Linked DNA regions of Homo sapiens: region 2 is linked to region 1. A link is a loop called in an ENCODE intact Hi-C map of the cell type or tissue named here. Cell type or tissue: heart right ventricle. All regions are shown on one strand. Links, peaks and the distances in the headings refer to the core of each region. The heading gives the core; the rest is flanking DNA. Region 1 overlaps CAMK2D (calcium/calmodulin dependent protein kinase II delta). Region 2 overlaps CAMK2D (calcium/calmodulin dependent protein kinase II delta).

Region 1 (10,879 bases), core at 3,445-8,444:
TTTTTGCTTCAACTCTTTGTTTTGTGTTTTGAGACACAGTTTCTCTGTTACCCAGGCTCTAGTGCATTTGTGAGAACCTAGCTTACTGCAGCCTCCAATGCCTGGGCTCAAGTGATCCTCCTGCCTCAGCCTCCTGAGTAGCTGGAACTACAGTCATGTGGCACCATGCCCAAGTAGTTGTTTGTTTTATTTTTTTTAAAGACAGAGTCTCTCTGTGTTCCTCAGGCTGGTTGGTCTTGAACTTCTGGGTGTAAGGCAATCCCCCTATCTCAGGCTCTGAAAGTCCTGGGATTACAGGCGTGAGCTACTCACTGTGCCTGGCTGCTTCAACTCTTTTAGATAGCCTCCTAAATGGGTTTGGTAGATAATAGTTGCACATTTTTTATTCGTTTATTCAGCTCATCATTAGATCTTTTAGCACTCGCTTTGCTGGGCAACTTGATAAGTTTTAGAGATCCAGAGGTAAAAGACAGACATTCCTTCCTCAAGTATTTCCTGGCCTATGAGTGTGGATGACAGCCTGGCATTTAGTAGAGTTAGTGAAAGGGCTGTGATAGACGCGTGCACAGGGCTTTTGAGAGCATGCAGAAACAGGCTTGGGGAGGTTGGTCTCACAGATTTCCTGAAAAGATTGATGTGTGAGGTTGTATTTTGAATAAATTAGGTGAGCCTGCTAGAGAAGGGAGTAAGCAATCTGTTCACAGGGAGGGAGAAAGTTCCTGCTCCATCTTCCTGATGGAGTGAGTACACCTGGTACTGTTGCAGTACTCTCTCCTTTAAGATCCAGTGCAGGTCCTGCCTCCTCCATGGTCTCTAACTTCTTCCCCCACCTCTCCTTACTTTCTCTAGCCAGAGAGATTGTTGTCTCCTTCTTTGTCCTTTCAATAGATATTTCATATCTTATGGAGCTTGCCAGATTTCTCCCTTTGTATTGCAGTCATACATGTTGTGGCCTTCAGGCATTTGGTGACATTTCTTAGTTTATCTTTCAGTCTGCGCCTGGCACAGTAATTAATATTGCAGATACTTGTAAATGTTTGTTGGATAAGTGGACAAATAATTGCATGACCAAATAAGATTCTGTATCTTGAAATAGACATGCTTCAAAGAGAAACTTATGACTGGCAAAGTAAATTGAAAATTGACTAAGACTTCATGTCAAATAGCATACAATAACTCTATAAATTAATTTGTAATTCACAAATTATTTCATAAGTTTTGTCATGACAAATTCTGCTTTATTGGAAAGAGTTTTGTATAATTCAGTATTTTCTTTTTGAGCAACTACTTGCAAATTCTTATTGCTGCTCTTTTTTTAAACCATGTATTATAAAGTGGCTCATTAATGAGGGCTAACATTTTCATGGTCTGTGTGTCCATCAGCACCACTTTAATAATTCCAGACTCATGTCATGATTAAATTATTTTAACATGTTTGAGTTTAAAAAAATTTTGATCCATTCTACAGAGGTATCTGATTACTTTTTCATTTATTTTTTGACAAAGCTTATTTTTAAGCAGTATGGTGACACTTTATAGAGTTTTAGATATACATATCATGGATGTTATTAGCTTAGAGGATATTTGATTTTTTTTAGTAAAGGCAGTTAGAGGCCAGCTGTTTCAACTGCTGTGTCTGTCAGTTGAGAAATTTGGTGAGGGAGAGTGTACTTGTTTCTGTATTGGAAGGCTCTTTAAACAGAATGCATGTTGAAAAGCACTTACTTGTGTTCTCTCCTCAAGGAAATTTCTTGTGTGATATGTTGCAAGACACTGGGTGGGGGGGGCGGGGTTCCAAATTCTATAGCTTTACAGTGCTAATACATATACTAAATTAGAGACATATTTCTAATACCTATTCTAATATATTTAATATTATATATTACATTCTATTTATAGCTATTATATATGAGAAAATATTCTTTTCATAAAAGTATTCCTATCATATTTTTAAATGATGACTTAAAGCCTTTAATCATAGTGGCAATAGTGATTTGGGGAGTTAGTTCAGGTGTACATTTTGGCAGTTTTGTAGAAATTGTATCCATGATGAATATTTTATTACTTTGATAAAGTGAATTTTATATGCTTTAATACTAAACATTAATATTTGTTAGGTATAGAATTACAAACTTCAGACATACCTCTGAAATAAATCTTTATTACAGTTTTGTATAAATACATTTTAAAATAATCATATCATAAAATATATATATTCTAATTACAGAATTTGGGGAAATATGGAAAAATAGAATGAGGGAAAGACATATTTGTAGTTCATTTCCCCCAAACAAGCACTGTTAACATTTTGTCACTTTCTTTTTCTTCAGAATACTGGACTAAAATATTACAATTTTATGTCCTGCTTTTTTACTTAAAATTATAAAACTTCCCTATGTACTGCAAATCTTTTGAATTCTTAATAAGTGAATTATACTTCACTAAGTGACTAGAAAACTGATTAATTATTTTGGTATTCCTAGTATTTTTTTTAATTTTTGCTTTTTGCTATGATGACTGGCACTATTATAGACATTCTTTTGTATAACTTTTTTTATAGTTCTGATTAGTTTCTTAGGAAATATTCATAGAGGAGAATTAATGGGTTAGAGGATTAAATATCATCAAAATTATTCTTGCCTAATTACTTCCTGTAAATTTTGTGTGTTTCCACCAATGACAAAGTATGCGAGCGAGAAATTGAATTTTAAGGAGCGTGATTCTAAATTTTAACTTCAATTTAACAAAAAATGCTTATTCACCATGTTCTGGTCCTTCTGCTAGGTGCTGGATAAATGAAGGTACAAAGGACAAAAGTCCCTCCTTTCAAGGTGAACAGATGTAAAGTCAAGTAAAATTACCATTCAGGTTGATAAATCTAACAATGGGAGTGTTTACTGGGTTCTGAGGTGTAGGAGATAACTGTTGGGTTGATGAGAGGTCAGGGAAAACTTCCTAGAGGAGCTGATGTTTGAACTGGATTTCCAAAAGAATCAGTTTTTGAACTGAGAGATAGGTAGGAAAAAAAACAAGTTCAAAGTATATGTTGAAAAAATACTCACGAGAAGCCAGAATATTGGAACGTACCAATAAAGACTGAACTTGAGAAAAGCACTTTCTAACTCTTGGTGATAGACTTATCAGGTATAGAGTTTCATGAAACATGCAAAAACGGGTGAAAAGAATGGGAGTTTTTTCTTCCAACGAATCATTAAGTATGGCAAGAGCTGTTGGAGGTTCTTAAATAAGGCAGATTGTAGAATTTTACAACACTGAGTTACTTGAAATGAACAGGTGATAAGAGAGGAATAATTAACCTCTTACCTACCTCATATTTTGTTTTAGTGAGCCTTGGGGCAATACAAAAAATTAAGAGTGACTAAGTAGAAAATAAAGGACGGGAGGATAATTAGAATTTGTTTTTAAAAATCGGCTAGTACTTTAAAAGGTAGTTCCTATAGTTGCAATATGGATTAATGACTGTTTAAAAAAGTTCATAAGTTTCTGCTCAAATCCAAAACTAAGATATCTAAAAATGGTACTGACATTATTAACTGCTTGAATGCCTATTGTCAAGAGTAGTGTTTGGCACCCACCACAGGTATTTATTGAAAACATAAAGGAATAAAATGATTCCCAAATGATATCATCTTATGATTAATGAATACACATTTGAGGACCTAGAACTTTTAGCAGTAAGATTTGCATACGCTTTTCCTATTGAATTTAAAAAAAAAAAAAAGTTCAAAATTCTGTTAGATTAATTCTGTGATATAGTTTATAATTTGGCATAAGCTGGTAGTAGGGAAATAGTCACTTCTTTATGCCCATGATTTATATAATGAAACAATCTTCCATTCACTTAGAAGACAACTTCGATTTAAATATTTAGCCTCCCTAGCAAGGCCCAGCCATGCAATTTTTTCCCTGTTAGAAGAATTTTAGCAACAGTAAAAAAAATTAATATGTAAGATTTTGCTATTTTTATTAGTTTTGAGGACTGCTTGCCTTGTAGTTTAAAGGGGGTAAAAAGGATCATTGTTTTACTCAATGTATATATATATATATATTATTAATGGTAGATTTTTTTTTTTTTTGGTTGATGTAGGAACTTTGGGAGTAGAGCAGAAAGCCTATTGACTTCAAAAATAGTGACTCAGGGTTGGTATAATCATTAGTAAGCAGGTTGGGAAAAATCCTAATTCCAGACCTCAAGTAGAATTTTAGTATCAGAGTCACTCCTGTTCCTTAAATGTAGATCTCCTGATTTCAGGCCATTTTTCATTCTAATAGAATTAGAGAAGAAAAATAAAACCTGTCAACGAGGACTATTTACCTCCTATAGATAGGATTGAGACCTACTTTTCTGTAACTTTTGAAGTTATTTTTGGGAAAAATTTCCTTGGGTTGACTTTGCCCCCTTCACCCAATGCATCTGTGTGATCAGGAAAAGGGAAAACAAGATTTAATTGTTAACTTTTAAAAAGTCCTTTTGAAAGAAAAAAATATATACTGTCTTATATTGACAGAGAACCAATTATTGGGTTACCTGCAACACTGTATCCTCCATTTAGTGCTGATAATCATAATGTCCATAATCTCCCAATAAGATAAAATAATAAAGAGGCTCTGAGGCATGAACAGGGGTGGCTAAAGGATCATTGAGATAACTTTTAAAATAATAATGATTTATAGAAATTGAGTTAATATTTGTTGACCTTCTACAAACTTTAAAACAGATAGAAGGTTTTAAGGTATATGTTTTGAAATAATCCAAACCAAATAAATCTAAACTTAGAAATACCATATTAGAAATATACAGTGAACACACACAAGGTCAATTTTAAAAACAGCACTTAGCTTTGAGCAGATAATTTCTCCTTCACCCTGAATGCAAATAATTTATTCAGCCCTTCTATAACAAGCTTAGGGGATAAAAGAGGCAAAGGGCATGAGAAATGAGTCTTTGGAAAATTATTGTAACTAACACTAATGCTTATTTAGCATCTTTCATTCAAAGACCTTCAGACATTTCCTAATTGAGTTCTGTAGTACTTCTGGAGTGTGGGTAAGGAACATTTAGAGACTCCTGTGCCCAGTGCTGTAAGGCCTGCCATCCCCGTGTGGCATGTTGCAGCTGTTTTGTAGGGTACATCATATTCCTTCCTGGGCCAGAGAATGGAGGAGACAGCGTTATCCAGCTGAAATCCCAGAAGGATTAGGGGAACAGGAGTGAATTACCTGGATTGGAATTTGGCCAGCTTTCTGGGTCAGAAATCCTATTCCTATAAAAATGTTCTATCTTTAAAACATTTTATATCCTGCTTTATCTCCAAGAAAATAAACGCTACATCACTTATTTTCTGCAAATACCTTTGGGAGCTTAACATTAATATTGAGGAATGTGACAGCCTATATCTACTATTAATGAGGAAAGAAAGCGAGGTTAACATTTTATCTAAAAGATATTAGAAGAGAAAAACTATTTGTATTATGCCTGTCGAAAGTAAGCTGTGGGGGACATGAAGATAATAACATATGACCAGTTCCCACAAAAAACTTACAAACTGGTTTGATGAATAGGAGACATACATAGATAATTATGGGGAAGATATATATGTATCTTCAGTATCAGAAGAAAGTATTATGAGAATTCAGTGTAGCCTAGTGATGACATTTAATGGCAGAAGCAAGAAAGGTAACATTGAGGAAGCAGAAGTGGCAGTGCATAGAAGGAAGAAAGAAGGACAAAGACACAGGAATGCAGGAAAGTATCAATGTTTAGGGAAGAACCAAAAATGTTTATTTGGGCAAAGGATAGACAATCTGGGAAATCAGGAAAGAAAAGGTTAAAAACACGTAAAGGTAGTTTACCAAATTGCAAATTTGCTCTTAAGTATACCAGAGACACATTAAAGAGAGCCTCTATGATGTTACTTGGTAGCAGTGAATGAATACGATGGATTGGCCTGGATTATGAGAGACACTGAGATTCTGAAACCTTAAGATAATAACAGATGTGGCAGGAGGGCTGAAGTTTCAAAGCTGAGTCATGGGGAGAATTAGTTTTCGTGTAACTAGTTGAGAAGTGAGAATCAAGAACTGATTTTGATGAGGGAAGATGATTAATTGATATGTATTTGAGGTATACACAATATATTCACACTGACTTATCAAAAAGACCTTTGAAAATTGGGTGTGGTCCTTGAAAAGTGCCTCTGGAGAACATGCAATGTACTGTGTAGGTTACCAGCATTGGCTGTGAAATCAGATTGCCAAGATTCAAGAAGTGGCTCTGCCACTTCCAAGTTCTTGTGACCTTCTCAAGCCTTGGTTTTCTTATCTATAAAACTGTGATAATCAATTTTGCGGCTATGATAATCAATTTTGTGATTCATTTGCACGGAGAAGATAGTAGAAGCTATGCTAGTGGATAAGATAACAATGGAGAGTATAGAAAGGAAAGAAAAGAGGGCCTAGGATAGTGGTGTAGGGAAATACTGCATTTTAATGGATGAAAAGAGGGCTAGTTTAGGATAAATGGAAGGATATGGCAGAAAGGTATGAAGGAAATTAGGATAATGCAGTGATTTGAATTCTGAGGGAGGGAATTTTTGCAAAGGAGGGGTGGCTAGTAATGTTCAGAATTGTAGAGAAGTAGAGAGAAATGAAGACCAAGAAAAGGCCTTGATTTCCCATATGGCAGAATTTCAATAGTGTTTAGGACAAGGTCACGAGGATTGGGTCATTAGACTGTTACTTGTTTTCGTATGCTCAGAACCTAGCACATTGCATAAAATAAAATAGGTATTTAATGTTTGCTGAAGGATAAAGAATTAATGACTTTCTTGGGATTAAGGAACAAATGGCGATAACATGAAAAAGCTTGCTTGTTTAACAAAATAGGGGGCTGGGTGTGGTGGCTCACGCCTGTAATCCCAGCACTTTGGGAGGCCTAGGTGGGCGGATCGCGAGGTCAGGAGATCCAGACCATCTGGCTAACACTGTGAAAACCCCTTCTCTACTAAAAATACAAAAATTTAGCCGGGTGTGGTGGCGGGCCCCTGTAGTCCCAGCTACTCAGGAGCCTAAGGCAGGAGAATGGCATGAACCTGGAAGGCAGAGCTTGCAGTAAGCCAGGATTGCACCACTGCACTCCAGCCTGGGCGACACAGTGAGACTCTTATCTCAAAAAAAAAAAGTAGGGAAGATAAAAGAGAAAAAGAGAATTGGGAGTAATTTCAGGGATTCCTCAGGTCAAGGGAATTAACTTTGGGGATAAATAAAACCAAAGCTTATTTGAAAGAAGAGGAAAAAGACTAAGGAAGAGAAGGACTGATAATGCAAAGAAAGAGGGTAGTATTTATTGGGCACAGATGAGGAGGTTGTGGGCATGAGTGAGAATAAGAGATAAGCTTGGGGAAAATGAATTCTTTTTCCTCAGCGGGCACCAAGAGTGAGAAAACAGCACATACCGAAAGGTTTTGAGGTGGAGAAGAGGGCAGTTATAGTTCTGCTGAGAAGAAGAGAAATAGAAGTGGGGTTGAGAAGTTGGATGGTCTTTGGAGACTGTAGAAAGGAGACAACCAAAAGCATTGTGCAGTAGTAGTAACAACCTGAATCATTAGCAGGTACAGGCCTTGAATCTAGCACCAAAGTGTCCAAAAATGGCTCCCAGAACCTGTGGCTCAGCAAAGTGAGACTGCAGAGAATCTGGCATTTTTAAAAGATTTAAGGAGAAGAGGTATCTTTTGTTTACATTAATTTTTCTTAATTCACATGGCTAGTAATAATAGAGCAACTAGAATTTAAACCCAAACTAGCTAATAGCAAAATCCTTGATATTGTCATTCTGTTATGTTCCTTCCAAGTTGCATCTAGCAGAGAGATGAGGTGAGGGAGGCAGTTAGAAAACAAAAAATTGAAAAGAAAATTTTATTCTCTAGGAATAACGGCCAGAATGATGTCATTTTGGAATGTTCAGTAACATATTTCTTTTTCTACTTGAAAGTGAAACCTGGGAAATCTGTAATTTACAATCTAAGTTTCCCTTATTACGATTCAATTTCATTCCATTTTTCTGCATAAACTAAGGACTCTACAGGCAGCTTTTGATGGCTCAGGGTTGTACATAGTTTTTATCAGTAGGAAAGTACTATTTATAGATAAAAATTATCATAGATCAGAAATAGGTAGTACATGCTATGAAAACATAAATTGGTTCATCCTGGATGTCATATTACCAAAGTTGAATATGGCTCATCATCATGAATATTCTATTTCTTGTGCCTTGCTTACATTCCTATCTATATGTCTCTGGTTTAGTGACTGTGACGATTGGGGCTTTTGGTTTGGTAAGTTTTCCCAAAAGCATTGGTATTCCTAATACCTTTTTTAAAAAGTCTGTCTCTTTTTAAAATTTGCTTTTCTAAGTTTACTACAAAGGTTTACTTTGCTCCTTGAGGAAAAAAAAAAAATGAACTCAAGAATTGTTATTGAGGTAGGTGTGATTAGAATGTGTTTGATGTTGTTTTTTCTTTTTACATACCATGTTTTTTCCACTTTATTATTCTTTTGCCCATTTCTTCTCCCATTGCTATTATTATTGATGTTTAAAATCTAATTATTCATGATTTTTCCCTTCTCTACCACCCTATTTTTCACAAAGAAAACAGTTTCTTGAGTTCAGACTTCAAAGTTCTGGAAGACATCTTCTTTGTACCTTCCCCAGTTATTAGCTTTTATCTAATAAGGAAAAGTTTGATATTTTTTATGCTGAAACTTTTGTAACTCTTGGACTTTGTTTCTCTGGTTCCCAAGGTCTCTCATGTCTTATATTGCCCTCATTATATCAGTCATCATTATTTGTTCATTCATTTACTCATCTATTTAACAAATATTTATTGAGCAACTGCTGTGTGTAGGCACAGTTCTTGATTCAGGGGGTAGGTTGGTGAAGAGAGTTAAGATGAGAGACATGGGAAAAGGCATTTGGATAGATAAGTACCATGCAGTGCTATGAAGAAAATATAGCAGGGCTATAAATTAGATAATGACCTCATTGGAGTTACTTTAGATAGAGCTGAGGAAGAAGCATTTGAGCTGAGGCATTAACGATGAAAAGAAGCAAACCGTGAGAAAATACGAAGAAAGAACATTCCAGGCCAAAGGACCAAGGTGACAGTGAGCTTGCACAGGAGTAGAAAGAAAGTCAATGTGGCTGGAGTGTAATTAGCAAGGAGAGAAGTACATGATGATGTTGGGAGGTAGGCAGGGGATGGATTGTGTAGAGTCTTTTAGCCAAGTTAAGGAATTTGGATCTTATTTTAAATGCATTGATAAGCCGTTTAAGGATGTGAAGCAGGGAAGTAATGTGATAGGATTTTGTTTTAAAAAATATCTCTCTGGCTGCCATGTGGAGAATACATTGTAAGGAAGTGTGAGTGAAAGCAAGACTATAGTAGTCTCCCCTTGTCTCTGGGGGATACGTTCCAAGACCCCCAGTTGGTGTCTGAAACTACAGATTGCACAAAACTATATATACTGTATTTTTCCTATACATACATAAATATGATAAAGTTTAATTTATAAATTAGTCACAGTAAGAGATGAGCAAGTACTAATAAAATAGAACAATTATAATAATATACTATAATAAAAGTTATTCTGTGCATGTAACTTTTGCAGTTTGAAGTGCGACAGCAAAACTGCATGAATTTCTTTCTCCTTCTTCACAATTTCATGGATAGAAGATTTATTCTTACCATAGATCTTAGCATATACATTTTTTATTTCCTTATTAAGGGGAGAACTTTCACCTTTGCACTTAAAGGAAGCACAGTTTCCTTTGCTGAACGGCTTCTCCTTGGCATATTCCAATTGCCAGTATCACTACTCTTGCACTTTGGGGCCATTACTAAGTAAAATAATGGTTGCTTGAATACAGCACTGTGGTACTGCAGCAGTCTGTGATAACTAAGATGGCTGACAGGCAGGTAGCATAAACAATGTGGATCCACTGGACAAAGGGATGATTCACATCCTGGGCTGGACAGAGTTAGGTGTTACAAGATTTTATCATGCTTCTCAGAATGGCACCCAATTTAAAATTTATTAATTGTTTATTTCAGAATTTTTCCACTTAACAGTTTTGGATGGTGGTTGACTGCAGGTAGCTGAAACCTCAGAAAGCAAAACTGAATTAAGAGGAGACTACTATAGTTAGGAGACTCTTGCAGTCTAGGGGAGATGTGAAGGTGACATTAGAAATAGTGAGAAGGATGGATTTTGGAGGAGGAAATTTAGGACTTGCTGATGGAAAGGTTGTGAGGTGTGAGGGAAAGTGAGGAAGCATGACTATTGATCTACATTAGATCTAGTAGTCATCTCATAGTAGATGACTACTAGTCAAACCAACTATCTAATGGTGGCACTGTAACTGAGAAGGGGAAAAGTAGAGTATACTAAGATTGGAATGGGAAATCAAGAGTCCAGGTCTTGACTTAAATGTGAGATTTATTACACCTTACCTATTAGCAATGATTCATCATTCTTACCTCTCCTCCTCTCCCTCAAACCCAGGCAACCACTCATCTATTTTCTGTCTCTATAGGTTTTATTCTGAACATTTCATGTCAGTGGAATCATACAATTTTTTTTTCTGATTGGCTTCTTTCATTTAGCATAATACTTTCAAGGTGCATCCATAGTATAGCATGTTTTATTGTTAAATAATATTTCATTATATGGGTATACCACATTTTGTTTATCAGTTCATCAGCTGAAGGACTTTTGGATTGTTTCTACCTTTTGTCCATTCTGAGTAATGCTGCTATGAACATTTATATCCAAGTTTTTTGTGTAGACGTAAGTTTTTATT
Region 2 (10,879 bases), core at 2,732-7,731, 130 kb after region 1:
TCCCAGCTACTCAGGAGGCTGAGGCAGGAGAATTGCTTGAACCTGGGAGGCGGAGGTTGCAGTGAGTCAAGATCATGCCAGGGCACTCCAGCCTGGTGACAGAGTGAGACTCTGTCTCAAAAAAAAAAAAAAACTCTTGTAAAAAAATAAGAAAGTTTACCAAGTTTGAATCTTAAGCAATTTGAATAACTGTTTGGTTAATGCCTAGACTGTGAGAAAGTTGCCAACTTTTCACACTTTTCATTAGTTTTCTTTTTCCCTTTAATTGTACAATAATAAGTCTAGTATCATAATATTTGCAAACTGCCCCCTGTTCTCTAATAATCTCTGTTCATTTATTGTTGTGCTGACTGCAGTCTGACTCTCGAGTGAGCTGCTTTATCTGCAGCACCTGGAGGTGTTGGCTGTTTTCTTGGGCCTCTACACACCACAGAACCAAGGGATGGACAGATGTTTTCTCGCTCTTCACTGCTTTTATAAGACCATAGTTAACACCTCCTCCTTCAATATCCCCTACCTCCATCCTTACCCAACCCTATCTTTGAGAAACACATTTTTAGATTATAACATCCTACATTCTTAGTGCAGCAGTTTTCTATCATTCTCTTGGTGATTCCCATCATTTGTTGTATTATATAGTAACTGACTTACTACGTTCTCTCCTTTCCACTTCTGCCATCATTCTTCATGGCTTTACTTAGCCACATAGATTATGCATGCCAAACTCCGGCCTCTCAGCACCTATATTCTCTCTTTCAGCAATCTTACCCTCTACTCCAGCGGTCAACAGACTTTTTCTGTAAAGGGGTTTGTATTTTCAGTTTTCTGGACATGTCTTAGTTGCAATTATTAAACAATGAAATCCTAGCTTTATACCAACATGGATAATACGTAAACAAATTGATGTGGCTATGTTCCAAAAAAAAATCTGTATTTACAAAAATGAATACTCTGAAAAGCTGCTTAGGGACTTAAAACAGATGAGGCCATGAGCCATGTGAATATCGGGGAAATAATTCCAGGCAGAGGAAACATCAAGTGCAAAGGCTCTGAGACAGGAGCTTGCCTGGAGTTCTCCAGAAGCAGCAAGGATGCCAATGAAGTTGGAGTGCAATGGGCCAGGGATGAGTAGTAGGAGAGGTTAGGGGGATAATGAGGGTGGAGCGAGGGACCTTTTAGGCCATGAATGGAATTTGGGCTCTTACTCAGAGACAGTAAGTGGAGAGCCATTGGAGGATTCTGAACCTAAGGACAATAATCAGATTTAAGTTTTAACAGGATTGTTCTGGCTGCTGTGGTAAAGACAGTGAGAGGGCAGGGTAGAAACACAGAAATGAGATAGGAGGCTACTGGACTTGCCATAGATCAGGCTTGTAACAGTAGAGGAGATGAAAAGTGGTCAGATTTTCTATATATGTATGTATATTCCATCTCACCCTATTATATTTAGAAGGATTTGCTTTCAGATTAGATTTTGCTTTCACAGAAAGGGTCAAGAATTACCTTGGGGTTTTTATGAGCAACTGGAAAGATGGAAGACCATGGATGAAGCAGGTTTTAGGGGGACGATCACGAGTTCTTTGAGCTTGTTTGGTTTGAGATGTCTATGAGATAAGTGAAACAAGCAAATGCACCACACGTTTGAGATGTCTGACATTCATTATAACTTCCTTGATTTCATGATAAATAGATAATTATTCTTTACTTTAGAAACATCATTGACCTAGGCTGAACTAACTGTTCTCTCGAAGGCTTAGATAAAAATATATTAGGTGCCTGATAGATGCAGACTGGTGCCTGCAGCTATATTTACTAGTATTCTTCATTATTCCCATGGCATCTAATTCATGAGCAAGTTCATAAATAACTCCCATGTTTTTCCCAGATTGTGAGCCTAAGATTACAGAATGTATTTTTCATGTACTTCTTTTGCATGTATTATCCAGGAGAAATAAACTGATATTTTAAGTGCTTTCATCATAAAAATAGATATATAGAGGCAAATGTTATTGGATAATATAATATTATAGTACAATATGTCTACAAGCCAGTTATATTGCATTTCTTAACATGTATTAGGATTTTAAACTCACAGATTTCCTGCTTATAGGACATATCAACTTTGGAAAAATGCAATAAATGAATTTTCAAAAAAGGAATTGAAAGATGAGAGCATTTGGGCTAATGAGTCTCTAGGGAAAATACAGTTGCAAGTGTTAAGATAATATGGTAGTAAGTTACAAAGAGAAGATGATCTAATAAGATTTTCCATTTACTATTCTCCAGGGGCTAGTGTTATAAAAGCAGCTCATCTGCTCGGTTAATTTTTTGAAGAGCATATTTTTGGTTTGGCAAGATAAATGTTCTATGTTTTCTCTCTAGTTATTCATTAAAAACAATTCCAAAATAAAATGAAGTATGTTTTAAACTTTAACTCGAGAGTGTTGAAGAGAGAAAACTCTTACACTTAGAGAATCATATTCAGCTTTGTATTGGTAATTACTGTATTGTTTATTTCCTATACTATTTATTAGCCATATTCATCCAGGAATGTAGAAATGTAAAAACTTAGAAAGGATCTTATAGGATCTTCTTAAAGGATCATCTAATCCAGTGCTTATCAAGTATTACTTACTGTGAGCTAGAGTATAAAAAATGTTTTATATCATGGCCCAGTGTATATTTTATATATATATATGTGTGTGTGTCTGTGTGTTGTGTGAGTGTGTGTGTATGACCCAAGCAAAAGTTTCACAAAGCAATAGTTACCTTTAATGTGAAATATACTTCACCATGTTTGATTTTATTCTTGTTATTTTTTATCTCCTTTAAAAATTGTTTCTTCTAGCCAGGAATGGTGGTGTTTGTGTAATCCCAGCTATTCTGGAGGCTGAGGTAGGAGGATTGCTTGAACCAGGCATTCAAGAGGCCAGCCTCAGCAACATAGCAAGACCCCATTTCAAATTAAGAACAAAAAAAATTGTTCTGTTTTTCCTTACAGAAGTAACAACTCTTCATCAGCAAGGGATGTGCCTTCTCAGGAATACCTTTGCTTTTCCCATATATTGTCTGTCTTCCCTTACTTCTCCCATAATCATCAAAATTTCTGATAAGGTTCAGAGAGTACAGTAAGATAGACCACGACAGATGTCTCTCTTCTTTTTTGATTTTTTTTTTTTTTTAAGACAGGGTATCACTCTGTTGCTCAGTCTGGAGTACAGTGGCGATTTCTCAGCTCACCACAACCTCCGCTGCCCTGGTTCAAGCGATTCTCCTGCCTCAGCCTCATGAGTAGCTAGGACTACAGGCATGGGTGACCACACCCAGCTAATTTTTTGTAATAGAGACAGGGTCTCACCATGTTGCCCAGGCTGGTCTCAAACTCCTGACCTCAAGTGATCTGCCTGCCTCAGCCTCCCAAAATACTGGGATTACAGGCGTAAGTCACCGCACCCAGCCCTTTTTTAATATTCCTAATGGCTAAGGATATTGATGAGAGATCACTGACTAACTTGCAATACATAGTGGAAGATAGAATAACAAAAACATAAGGCAAGAAGAAAGGAAAGTTGGAATCACCAATCAAAATTCATAAAACAAATGATATTAATGCAAAATTTAAAGAGGGAAGGAAGATTTTTCTATATAAATGACTATTGTTTCAATACTCTTGAAATGAGTATCAACTTTTCCAAGAAATGAAATTACCTTTTTAGAAAACAAAATAAGCAGAATGGAATTATTCAATTAAAATATACAACAGGATAATCTCAAATTATTTTTCAAAGAAAACAAAGAATGTTTCCAGATATTACTAAATCTATTATTTACTTTACCCTTAAATTTATGTTTTTATTAAAAATGAGCAGGACAGAGTATTACATGAATTACCTATTTACTTTTATATTGTTTTAGTCTTCTCTGAGCTTCTATATTTAGCCATTGATGACGTTTTTCTTTCAAGCAAAAGAACTGATTGTTCTTTCATGCTGTTTGTAGTGTCATGTGATAGATGTGGCTGATACCCATACAGTCAACAGTTACTGATCATATCTCCCACTTTCTAATTTCTTCCCAGGTTGAAATTCTCCCAGGTAATAACTATTTTGACCCATCAGAAACCCAGTTGGATTATCTAGGCTTCTAATTAGTGCTGGCTTATAAAAGGCATAATGATTTCTTCTAGTCAGTACTGAATGCTATTATACTAATCTGATCCTGTAGATATTGAAGATAATCTAAACTTGGCTTTTAATCTTGAATCAGGAGTGGGGTGAGGATTTGGGAATAAGGATGGAGACCATAGTCACCAGAGTTGATATGCTTTGACCTTCAGGACTTATCTTGGGATCCAGTAACTTTCTTTGTGTACTTTTAGAATAGTTTTTAAAGTAATATGGATGGCATTCCCTATGAAGTTTTCATATAATAATTACATTTGATTATTTTAAAAAGTTAATTTTCATTCCTATTAAGTGTAAGCAGTCAATTGCTTTGAAATATAATTTAATTTTAGTTGATATTAAGTTTACAAGGTAGATTTTTTGTCATTACAGGAAGAATATCTGAAATTTTACTATAATTTTTCAATTTCTGATATAGAAATTAATTTTAACTTTTGAGTGATGAATAATTACTTATTTGGCATTTATAAATGGGGCATATTGCTAAATAGTTTTTCAAAAATACATATCCCTTATGTAACTTTATGTGTTCAAATAGCTAAAATTAGAACAGATTGTGGCTTCTAAGCCTGACCACTTCATTTGTTTGCCTTAGCCAGCTAATCAAACTCCCAATTTTTTATGCTCAAATGTTAAAGTTTCATGTTAAAACAAGTAAAAAAAGACAAAGTATAAATGCTATGTAGGACTCTTGACCTTAATAACAACATAAAAATTAATATGTATCTATACCTGTCTATATTTCTATTCAGTGTTTTAAAAATGAACATCTCTATTTCAAAAAAACAGCATATATTTTTTCTAATGTACTCAAGTTAATATATTTTATACTGGGAAAATGAAAATCAAATGGTGTCATTTTATTAACTGTATTACTTGTGTTATAGGAAATACTTTTTAAAAAACCACATAGAGAGATTTGGCTTCACTTTTCTAGAAGTGTTAGTTTGATTTTGAACTTAGTTTTCAGTGCTTTTGTGTTTTCTATTTGAAAAGTTTTCTCTCTAGAAGTGAGCAGCTTTGTCATAAATAAAGCCAGGAGAATAATGGTTGAGCTGAAATTTCTCTCCAGAGAGTGTAATTTGACTGTTAAAATGTTCTAATACTAGTGTGTGTGTTTTTACATTTTTAATGTAATATTGAAAAAAGTGTATGTAGATATAAAATTAATACATATATGTATATATTTATTATTTTTAATTTACAAATGAACTTAATGTTGGCTTCCCTCTTTTGGGGTAGACTTGGCGTGTTAGATGGCCTAACTTGGCTAGTGCTTGTTTTAGCTATGAATTATAATTAACTACTGATGGGAATATAAAAAGGATCTGACTTACAAGCTGCCATTTTTGCATCCCAGTATGTGAACCAAATCCAACTACCTCAATCTTTGAAACACAGCAAAGCTAAAAATGCAAATTCTGCCTCATTAATAACCAGGACTATTACTCAGAGCTGACAAACAATGATTATGAGGATATAATACAATCTGTTCTGTATGAATTACTCTATTAGTATCATGATAATATTGGCAGCATTGCCCTACCATGCTCAGTTTTAGAATTTTTACTAATTCTTTCTTACTTTCTGAGGTCAGACTCATTCTTTTTTTCTGCTAAATTTGCTTATGATATTGAAAAACGTATTTGAGGACAATGTGGTCAATCACACATTTCAGATTAAGTCTTTTCTGTTTATTTATCTATTGTTAGGTAACAATCCCCATCCCAGATTTAATGGCTTAAAATAACATCAGTTTATTATTTGTGATAATTCTATGAGTTGACTGGATTCAGTCAGTTGGGTGCTCTACTGTAGCTGAGGTCATTCATGCAGTTTCGTTCAGCTATGACCTCTGCTAGTAATAGAATGTCAGAATTATCTCTTATCCTCAGAGGTTTCTCTTCATGTGGCCTCTTGTCTTCCAATCGAACCTGATCTTTTCTTTTAGCACAGCAAGTGGTTTCCAAGATTACAGCTCCAATGTAGAAAACATATTAAGGTTTTGCTTGCATCACACATGCTACTCACTCAAAGCAAATCACATAGCCAAGCCCAGAGGTAATGTGGGAGGGGACTGCACAAGGACATGAATAATGATAGACATAGTCCACTGGGGTCCACCAATGTAATTGACTGCCTCCTCTCCATAATAAATTTTAGTGAAGAGGAACAGATAGTGAGTTTGGGTTGTATGGCAGAGTAAGAATCAGTATAATTTGAACCAAATAATATTTTATATAAATAATTTCATAAAATTATAATTAACAACCTTGGTTTTATTTTGTGTGGGGGGTACTGTTAAGAAATGGAGGAGGAAAGAAGTAGTACTGAAATAGAAAACATTGACTTTGTATCCTGTCAGCCTTTTAGGAAAGATATTAAGTCTCAATAAAATAATATATTCCTTTTCTTTTGACAGAAGTGTTTCTAACATGTGTCATCAAAATGGATAAGGTGTACCTAATCACTGTTGACACAGTTTCTACTTGGAGTTTAATTTTCCTACTCTTTTCCCTCTTCTCCCTTGCCCATTCATTTCCACTTCCTCTCTCTCTCTCTCGCTCGCTCTCTCTCGCACACACACACATACACACCTTTTTGTCCATGTTATCATAATGTCCATGATGTGAAAGTTAATTTTTGGAAATGAAAATGATTTAAATTTATGATATTTTGTATGTTGGGTAAGCTTTCAGATTCTTCAACTTGCTAGCATTTTTGGTACATTAAATGTTCTATCAGATAAAATAGCTGAGTCACTGGCAATTCTCATATTCTTAATTTGAAGTGGAAAAATAACAATTTTCTGGGGCTTTAGGAACTGTATAGAGAGACAAATGTGGCTTTGTATCCTAGACATCATCTAGCTACCTCTGTACCCTCAAAATTATAGCATCACATTTTAAACCTACAGTCAAAATGGTTTTCTTTTTCTGTGGAAATTGTCTGTTACGTACTTGTTACTACTTTTCTTTCTCTAGTCACCATAATAATTTTTTTATTTCTTCTCTTTTGAATTTTTTTTGAATATTATTTTACCCTGACAAACCAGTTCATATCCCACCAGGTATTTGGCAAGTAGTTTGTTCACAGAAAGGTTTCAGGGAGCCCACGTAGTATTCTCAGTAAGAACAAGGTCTTTGGAATCATCCAACTCTACATTTTGGTCCTAGCCAGGCCAATTACTTGCTGTTAACCTGGAAGTTTCCTCCATACCTCTAAGCCTGTGAACATTCATTTGTAAAAGCTTATGGCAAAATGTCCTTGTGGTGCTTGCATATATTAAATAATATAACTCTTGCAAAAATTATTTGCATTGTGCCTGACAGTAAGAACATAAGTTTTATTATATCTTTTAACCCCTTAAGTGAAATGAGGAATTAAATAGAAAACTTCTATCATATTTAATTAAAATTTCTCAGATCATACAAGGACCATGGTCTATTTGACCCCTTCTTTATGGAGCTAATATTTAGCTAGAAACTGCAATGGAATAATGCAAGAACACAGAACAGGAAGAGAAAGCAGCGATCCTGCAATCATTCAAATGTGATAATACATGCAGGAGAGAAAGGAAAAGAATTAGGCCATGGGTCAGCTAACCTTTGGAACTATTTTTAGCCTCAGAAGCACTTTTATCCCCCTTATAAATTCCATACTTAAAGTTCCAGAATTTAAAATTTGATGAGAACTGTTGTGCTGTTTCAGGTTGTGAAAATTCATTTATTCATACACGTAATTTTACCTTTGAGCAAACTTCAAAAAGAATGACTGCCAAAATGTATTATAACCTGTTTTCTCAAATGTTTTTCTCATTCTCTTTTTTAAAATTTCTCTCTAAAAACGTCATAGGGACAACTGTAATTAGGCTAATTGCGTCCACTCATATGTGCAGCTTATGGCAATAACAGAGCAGTCATAGAAAGAACGAGGTGCAGTATGCTTCAAAATGCAGCATCTGCAGTGCTGTCAAGGCCAGCCATGCCGTCAGTCTTGAGCTAACAGCTGTGATGAACAGAATGTTGTGTTATTCCTTTGGTGTGAAAATGAATTGACAGTTATTTATAGGGAATAATTAATGTAACATTTTGTAAAAGTAAACATGATTTTCAATCCTTGAGAAACTGTTAAAAAGGAAAAAAAGAATAGGAAATGAAGGATACTTTTGACCAACAGAAAAGGCTTGAAGAGAAATAGATGATGTCTACAACTAAAACACTATCTTCCAGACCGTTTAGACATACCATCAACTCTGAGAATAATAGTTGAAGAGTTAAACATTTTTAAAGGAAACAAACCCATCCTCACAGTAATTGTGAACATGTGGAATGTCTCTGTGAAGACTATAGTATCTACTTTTGTTAATATAGTAAGTAAAAATCATGACAATTTCTTATAATTCTGTTTTTTCAGTTCATTATTTAAAATAAGAGAGTGGAAGGAAGTAGGGTGGGACATAGGAAGGAAGGAATAAAGGAAGGAAGGAAATATGTATATATTAATCCCAAGTAAATATGATGCTGAATATGTGATATGAATAACACATTTATTCATAATCTCGCATGGTCAAATGGCTGGTTAGACATATTAGAGATTATTTTGGAATTGTGTGATGCAAAAGAAGTAAACTTGGCTGAATGATTTGTCTCAAACCCTTATCACATGTTAGCTGGTTAAGTGCTTTTGTATCATGTGTTTGATTATCATGTTTCCATCTGAACAGTAACTCCTGACTTGTTCAAAAAATAATTGATTTCTGAATGATGATATTTAGTATTAATTAGTATTAATAAGTGAATGGAAATAATTTTAAGAAAATGTTATTCCCAGGATAGACAGAAATTATTGCTACTTCTCCAGTTGTACCTGAAATATTCTCCTCTGTTCAGCTGTATACCTCTTCGATCTGGACACCTGAGATCCCACCTGCACCTAAGGCTTTTACCTTCAGACAGTGGAAGAAAGTAATGGTGATTTCCTCCTGGTCAGATTGTAGACTTTACTTTTCAGTTTAACTTTGATAACATGGGAACCCATCTTATTTTCCAGAATAATTGTTATGAGTTCTTTAAGAAGCCATGCCATTATTTAAGTTCATTTGAATACATACTGTATTATAGCTGCTAAGTGAGATATCTCTGAAACTGTGTCATTCAAGAAGCCAGTGAGCTATCATCCATGGCCCAGCTTTCTTTATTGTACTAAATGATCATTAGAAGATGCACCATCAAACCAAACTCTTTATATTCTTCAGCAGCATAAGTTTAAGCAAGGCTAGCAGGCATCTCTGATATTGGCAACGTGAAGAATACCTTTCACACCATTAAAGTGATGGAAGAATTGCTTATGTAGCCATCTTCTTATTTTATTTATATACATTGTGTGTGTGTGTGTGTGTGTGTGTGTGTGTTATGTGTATATATAACATATATATAGCTATCTTTGGTGAAAATTTCCATCCCAAAACCTTCTATAGTAAATGCTCAAAAACAATTTGATGAAAGACCATCTACTATGTGCCAGATCTCTGTGTGGGATGCAAGACTTATAAAATATGGTTCCTGTTGGGCAGTATTGGTGACGAGACTATATACTGAAGAAGGGAAAGGTATTAAAGGTAGTAAATAAAGATAAAATATGCTGCATGAATGACCTCAAGGGTGGCACTGTGACAAGTAAGATAAGCGTGGCAGGGCAGCGGGGACTGCAGTGTGCTTACATTTCATGCACTCAAGAGCTAAGTAGAGGGTCTGAGACTGAACTGTTGGCTGCATTCCCAGTCACCTACAGTATAGGCCTCCTCCTCATGTTAATAACAATAGAAAATTCATATTTTACAAACTATAATCTATCTAGAGAGGGATTCAGAAAATATTTTAATAGGAGGCCAGGAATGAGATCCAAAGGGGATGGAATTAGATGATAAAGCACAGAGATTATGTTAAGTCTATGAGCCTGGGCATTGAATGAGTACTACAGTCTCCTTGTATAAATAATTTTAGTTTGTGTGATAACCTGAATGTTCTTATAAATTCACATTTTCCATGTGGTGGTCATCAGTGCATGGGAAACATAACAGGTTGTAGTAGAAAATCATTATTATTTTGTGGTGACTTTTGTAAAAGCAGTTGTGTCCTAAAACTTTGTTGCTTTCCCTGCCTTCTTTTGCTCCCAGTGAAGATCAAGCCACCACTTCAAGTGATTTGGATACACAGGAAGAATTCACTGGGGCTACCAGAGGTTGGAAGGTGGGAAAAGGGAGAGGAGCAGAAAGAATAACTATTGGGTACTAGGCTTGGTACCTGGGGGACAAAATAATCTGTACATCAACCCCCGTGACATGAGTTTACTTATGTGGCAGACCTGCACATGTACACCTGAAGCTAAAATAAAAGTAAAAAATAAAAATAAATAAGCAAAAAAAAAAAGAATTCACTCTCTATGAAGGATAACTGGGACAAGGTGTGGGGCTTATGAACAAGTAAATAGCAGATACAGCGGTTTGTAGTTCTACATGTGTGATTTAGTTTAGAGTTATCAGTTAAAGTCTGGCTCATTGAAAATTTTAAAGTGGCATTAATTTGAGAAACTAGTAAATTATTTTAGCAAAAGTTCAAGCTGTACATTTTGGGCTAATGACTTGGTAAATGGATTTGGGTGACCTGAGTAAATAAGTAACATAACAAAAACTG

What was found. Peaks named below come from ENCODE experiments on the same cell type or tissue, not always from the same donor. Only the 100,000 strongest peaks of a DNase experiment are listed, where the experiment ranks them.
Region 2: it touches region 1 in a loop (2.4-fold over the local background); 1 of 110 quality-filtered maps calls a loop at or near these places.

Annotation. Positions count from the first base shown.
Region 1 is chr4:113,740,169-113,751,047 of GRCh38, reverse strand. All of the region lies in intron 2 of CAMK2D (calcium/calmodulin dependent protein kinase II delta), which reads left to right. Among named protein-coding and RNA genes, the nearest start is that of CAMK2D, 16 kb to the left of the region's middle. In heart right ventricle, for the core only: no CTCF peak of the experiment used is centred there; no DNase peak of the experiment used is centred there; H3K27ac peaks cover 2,189 bases.
Region 2 is chr4:113,609,766-113,620,644 of GRCh38, reverse strand. The region is part of intron 3 of CAMK2D (calcium/calmodulin dependent protein kinase II delta); the gene reads left to right. Among named protein-coding and RNA genes, the nearest start is that of CAMK2D, 150 kb to the left of the region's middle. In heart right ventricle, for the core only: no CTCF peak of the experiment used is centred there; no DNase peak of the experiment used is centred there; H3K27ac peaks cover 5,000 bases.